Regions from separate parts of the Homo sapiens genome. Here region 2 is linked to region 1. Evidence: chromatin loops called from intact Hi-C (ENCODE). Cell type or tissue: mucosa of descending colon. All regions are shown on one strand. Each heading gives the region's core, and the rest is flanking DNA. Links, peaks and the distances in the headings are about the cores only.

The links. Peaks named below come from ENCODE experiments on the same cell type or tissue, not always from the same donor. Only the 100,000 strongest peaks of a DNase experiment are listed, where the experiment ranks them.
Region 2: it touches region 1 in a loop (2.0-fold over the local background); 2 of 110 quality-filtered maps call a loop at or near these places.

What each region holds. Positions count from the first base shown.
Region 1 is chr10:4,060,018-4,062,942 of GRCh38, forward strand. The region is part of intron 4 of LOC107984195 (a long non-coding RNA gene); the gene reads left to right. Among named protein-coding and RNA genes, the nearest start is that of MIR6078, 70 kb to the left of the region's middle. In mucosa of descending colon, for the core only: no CTCF peak of the experiment used is centred there; DNase peaks (open chromatin) are centred at 1,504 and 1,804.
Region 2 is chr10:3,969,028-3,971,952 of GRCh38, forward strand. No RefSeq gene overlaps it. Among named protein-coding and RNA genes, the nearest start is that of MIR6078, 21 kb to the right of the region's middle. In mucosa of descending colon, for the core only: no CTCF peak of the experiment used is centred there; a DNase peak (open chromatin) is centred at 1,504.

The DNA of each region.
Region 1 (2,925 bases), core at 259-2,758:
TCTCCTTCCTGTTGCCCTGAGTTTAACTAGCTGTGATGCTACTCTTGACCACCTGGCCCAGGGCACCACCCTCCTTCCACCAACCCTAAATTTCACCTGAAGGGACCAGAGTAACGACGGTTTGGGAGTGGCGAGACAGGAACAGGGGAAAGGGACTCTTTTGATTTCCATTTTTTTCCCATCTTAAATGCTGACATATGCTCCAGAAAGTTTGTGTTGGTCTCCAAACACCAGCCAGAAGGGTTGCTTTAGCGTCGATGGCCTTGAGTTTCTGTTTGTTTCATTTTGTGTGTCCAGCATATCTTCTTTCGTGCATCAACAATTGTGTATAGCTTGCCTTAGGCTGAGCAGCAGGAGTGACAGACTTTTTTGGGGGGTGGGGGGCGTGCATCGGGGAAGAAGGGGAACCAAGAAGATGGGAAGGAGCCTGCAGAGGGTGTTTGGCTGGCATCACTTAGGCTAACCTTACCCAGGGCCAAAGATGTGGCACAGGCTGGCACAGAGTTGGAAGCTGATGCATGTTCATTATTTACCCTCAGCTAATGTCCAGTGCAGCTGCTGACATCTAGCACAGCTCGGCAAATCAAGCTGGCCAGAGATGGAAAATATTCTTACCCAAAACTTGATGGAATGCTAAGGGTGTCCCGGCATATTATCTGGAAAAATGTCATGGAAGGACTAGAAATTAAGCTGGATAAGGAAGACCTGATCCCTCCAGCTTAGAAACCTTACCTATTCAAAATAAGAGCTGCTGTTTCCTGTTGGATTCATAGACTATAATAATAATTTGTAATAATTTAGTTATAGTAATAGTTTCTTGTTACTATAATAATTATTTGTGAGAATTTGCTGGTAAACAGTAATTTTGTATTAGATAGTAATAATTAATTTATATTATGGTAAATCTAGAAATTACTAAATTTTATAAATAATTAATAAAAACTGAACCCCAAATTAGAACAGTGATGACAAAAGTAATAACGATAATCACAACAGTGTATATATAATATATATATATTTCCACATATAACTATATGGAGTTATCTTTATTATTCAGTTGCTCATGTATTTATCTGACTGTTTATTAATTACCTGGCTTCTAGGTGTTAAGCACTTTGTTATATGTTAAGTATACAACAATAAAGAAACAGATAGGGTCTCCATCCTCAGTAATTTGGTAGACTAGTGAGAGACAGGCATTAAACAATTAAAAATTCAAGGGTATATATTATGGCAAAAATGTGTTAAGGAAAAGAACTGGGACATGAGATAATTTATCCAAATTCCTACTTGGGTTCCAGTGATCTGAGGATACCCTTTAAGACCTTTAAGAAAATGACATTTAAACAGAATCCTGATTGATGGGCAAGAATCATTTTGGTTAAGAAATGGAAGGAGTTCATTTTATGCAGGAAGGGGAATGTGCAATGAGGTAAAAATACTTCCTGAAGAAGGAGCACTCACACATGCAGGCATGTGCAGGCACACCCACAACACGCCCTCACACATGACAGTCCAGCACGCAGTGTGCATAGACAGTCACGCTGGTGTCTGGCCCCCTCCCAGAATCTATGAAGATAGGACAAACTAACTGGGTGCCAAGGACCACAATTTTCAAAAACAAGAGCAGGGAAGTGCTGAGCGTCTGGGCAAATAAGTCTAGACTCTGATCTTGAAGATATGAATTCATTTCAGAACATTTGCTTGGACTATCTCCTTGTGCTTGCATAATCTTGCCTACACCACGATGTGCTAAGTTTAGACGTTCCTCCAGTCTTCCAGCAGGCAGTATGGCAGAGAGGGAGGGAACGGGCTCAGCCCAGGGCTCCCCAGTTCTGCTACCACCAGGGAGAGGGAGGGGTATTGTTCTTACTGCAGAAAGTGCCAAGACTTGAACCAAATGTTTATATTGTGTTTTTGAATTTCTGCTTGGGGAAGAGACAGCCTACCAATGACTTCAAGAAAATATGTTGGCTCTTTTTCTGCAAATAGCCTTTCTGGTTTTTATGGCAAATAGAAGAAATGTCTCTCTTTAGTCATTGAGCCACTTTGTTGTGATTTTTTTTCTAAAGTATGTTGAAAGTCATGTGGATATTCTTCTAGGTGTTGTGAGCTGTGCTATTTTCCAGCAATGTGGAGCTCCTCTCATTCCAAGAACAGGGCGATAATCTGTTATTGGAAGATGAATAATGTAGTTTCTTGACCAGGAGAAGGGGAGCAAGATGTTACTGAAGCAGTTTACAGTTGAGCCAAACTGCATGTTCCCTGAGTCACTTCATTCACGTTGTTTTATTTTGATTGATGGTGTATGAATTTTTTTTAACAGCTTTGACCTTTGTCCAAATGCTTCTAACTGATCCTCATCTTGAATCTACAGTGAGGCCATCAGCTGTGTCTCCCCTCCCTGTCCCTTCTCCTTCCTGTCATTCCACAAGCCCTTCCTGCTGAATCTAGCCCTAAATCCGGTTTTGTATTTTTATCCATGGCAGACCTTAGATTATTTCTGGTTGGGATTATTGGGATTATTTCTAAATATGCTGGAATTTCTGCTTTTGTTGTGTCCATCCCAGCGTTGATTTAGATTTTCCTCATTTTAGCATCAGAACGGACACGATTGCTAAGAATTCCTTCAGATCTGCCCATGGCGTGGAGCCACTTCTTCACCGTTCCAGAGCCTAAACCCTGCGAATCATGGGTGGCTGGCTGGCAGATGCTTCTCTTGAGAGTTGATAGTGTCCTTGGGCCAACACTCAACCAAGGAGCCCTGCGGTGAGATCACCTGTCACTCTAAGGAGAGAAACTGATTCCTACAGAACAGAGCTGGGCTGCAGTGGCCTCAGGGCAATAATGTCACAGGCCTTTGAACGCATTCAACAAAACTCCCAGTCTCTGGTTAACAAGCGAATGCGCCTGAAAGAATGGGAC
Region 2 (2,925 bases), core at 135-2,634, 91 kb before region 1:
GTTCCTTAAGTATTTTGGATAAGAGAATGACTGTATAAAGTCAAGTTTAAACTACATCCAGTGTGTGTGTGGTGGGGTGGGGGGGAACACGTGTGTACAAAGAAGGTTGATATGGCTTCGGACTAAGAAAACATTTGCTTTCTGGTCAACTTCCTTCCTTTACATTTTGATGTAACACATTTCTGTCCTACAAAGAAAAAATGGCGCTTGAACATGGAACAAAAGTATCTTTTGTAGCATAGGATTCATTCTTAGAATAATTTTACTGCTTCACTGATCCCTGTTTCTGTCTCTGCACTCTTGTTTCTCAACAACAGCAAATACAACAACAGATACTAATGACCATTCTTCACAAACTAATTTATATCTCAATTTTTAATATATATGTTACATGTGGTGAATCGTGGCCATGCATATTAACATGGAAAGCTCTGACTCCTTACATGCACACATGTTAAGCACTGACTGTCCATATGCATATGTGCGAAGTGCTGAATAATTGGTGCATTCCTACTTGAGCTCTCTGCAGAGGCTGATTGGAAATATCATTCTCCTGGGATGTGTCTCCCTCGTCTACCTTGTCATTGGGGTAACGACGCCATGCCTAGGATGGAGCACCTTTCCTCCACCTCTCTCCTGGAGACTGCAGCGGTGTATGTTTTGCACATATTACAATGAATAAATTAAGTGTAAAAATAACACTTCAAGAATGTTTACCACTGCTTTAAGTTAATGGATTTCAACAAAGTTATCACGGCATTTATCATTTCTTTTATCTTGGTGATGGAAGTCTATCAGAAGCTATCTTTACAAATAAAACACAGGAGAGATTTGTGATGATATTTTGAATAATGTATTAAAAAACACGTTCACTCAGAAACTGAATGCATGCAATCACACAATAGGAGTTTTACCCTACATTCTGGATATAAATACTTAAGCTTTCACTTCAGTTGTTTGGACAACACAATAGAAGCATAAACTAGCGGGGAAGAACAGCTAGTCGACTGAGCAGCTAAGACCTACATGTTATATTTGTTTACTTTAAATGAGTCTTTCAGTCTTTATGAAAGTGAAACCACCTTTGCAAAATAACTGAGGAAATTATGACAGTCCAAGGAATCAGACCTAACCGACCCTATCTTGCTTCTAACCCTTAAGCTGTCCTTGTTCATTCCTCGGCGTAGGCCGAACTAACTTTGGGAAGGAATTCAGTTCATGGTTTGACTCTGAAACATAATTGATAACAGCCCTTTCCAGAAAAGAACCCCTTCTTGCCTGGGGACCAGTCTGCCTCTGCAGGACTAACAAATTAGCTACAAGGTTAGAAATTACAATATAGGGGTCATGCAGCCTCTGGCTCCAAGACTCTGAACCTCCTCGAATTGCTCCTGGGGATAACATCACTATTGTAAAACCTATAATCAGTGCTTGAGATATGTTGCAGATCCTGCACCTCCATGGATCAGCTGACACCACCCAGAACAGTCATCTGGCCCAACCAGTTCTGCCACCCCACCCAGGAACAGAAGACAGCAAGAAAACCTCACTATGACCCTCTATGATTCCATCTCCAACCTGAGCAATCAGCACTCCCCACTTCCCAAGCCCCTACTCACCAAATTATCTTTAAAAATTCTGATCCCCGAATGCTCAGGGAGACTGATTTGAGTAATAGTAAAACTCCGGCCTCCCACAAGGCGGGCTCTGCGTGAATCACTCTTTTGCCATTGCCATTCCCCTGTGTGGATAAATCGACTCTGTCTAGGCAATGGGCAGGGTGAACCCATTGGGCAGTTACAAAAGCAACCGAGGATTCCCAGCAAAAGATAATGTGGAGAGTATTCCCTCCCACCCAGGGTACCCTGTTCTCTTCATCCTGTGTGCCCTTGTTCCATCACTGAAATCCAGACCTTTGGTCTTAAAAATAAAAGCCAGAAATTAGCTACCAAATGTTGGCAGTTTTATAAGCTACAAGAAAGCAATAGGCTGCTCTTAAGTTTGCATTTTGTGTCAGATATTGGCTAGGGTTAAAGGTTCAAGTAAATTTTATGCCTTCCACTATTTTGTTAGGGTGAGGAGACAATATTTCTAGCACTTTTCCAATGATCAACTAAATATGACATATTTATGCATGAAATTTCTTGCCTCTGGATTTAATGAATATGACTTTTAATCCTAAGGATGGTTTTATCATCATCTAGCCAAGATTTCACGTTTTCGCTGCTTCTGTCCGAGTGGTCAAGGAAAAGATAAATGGTAAATTGAAGGTTTAAAATAATGATTTTGTCAGTAAATCAGTAAATACTCCATATTTGATGGTGGCTATGACTTTGAAAAATTTTAAAGTTTGTGTTGAAAAAATGTGGCTCTTCTTCGTCTTGCACTTTTTTCTTCTGGGTAACAGTAAGATAACATTTTTTTTTTTGAAACAGAGTATAGCTCTGTCTCCAGGCTGGAGTGCAGTGGCATTGATCTGTACTCACTGCAACCTCTGACTCCTTGGACAAGTGATTCTCCTGCCTCAGCCTCCTGAATAGCTGGGATTACAAGCACGCACCACCACCCCCAGCTAATTTTTGTATTTTTAGTAGAGACATGGTTTCACCATGTTGGCCAGGATGGTCTCGATCTCCTGACCTCGTGATCTGCCTGCCTCGGCCTCCCAAAGTTCTGGGATTACAGGCGTGAGCCACCGCGCCCGGCCAACATTATTAGTTTTTAATCACAGCAATTTTTGTTAGTAACAAATTTAAACATACATAGTCCTTTTGCTCTCTAGCATCTACAATACTCTTGGTTCAGGATTTAAGAGGTGTTACACCCAGATGTGACTGTCCTACGTGTGTGCTCAAGGCTACATTAAGAATTTTTTTCTCTTTCCTGCCACATCTTTTCTTCACCCTGTGTTTGCCTGTGCACCTG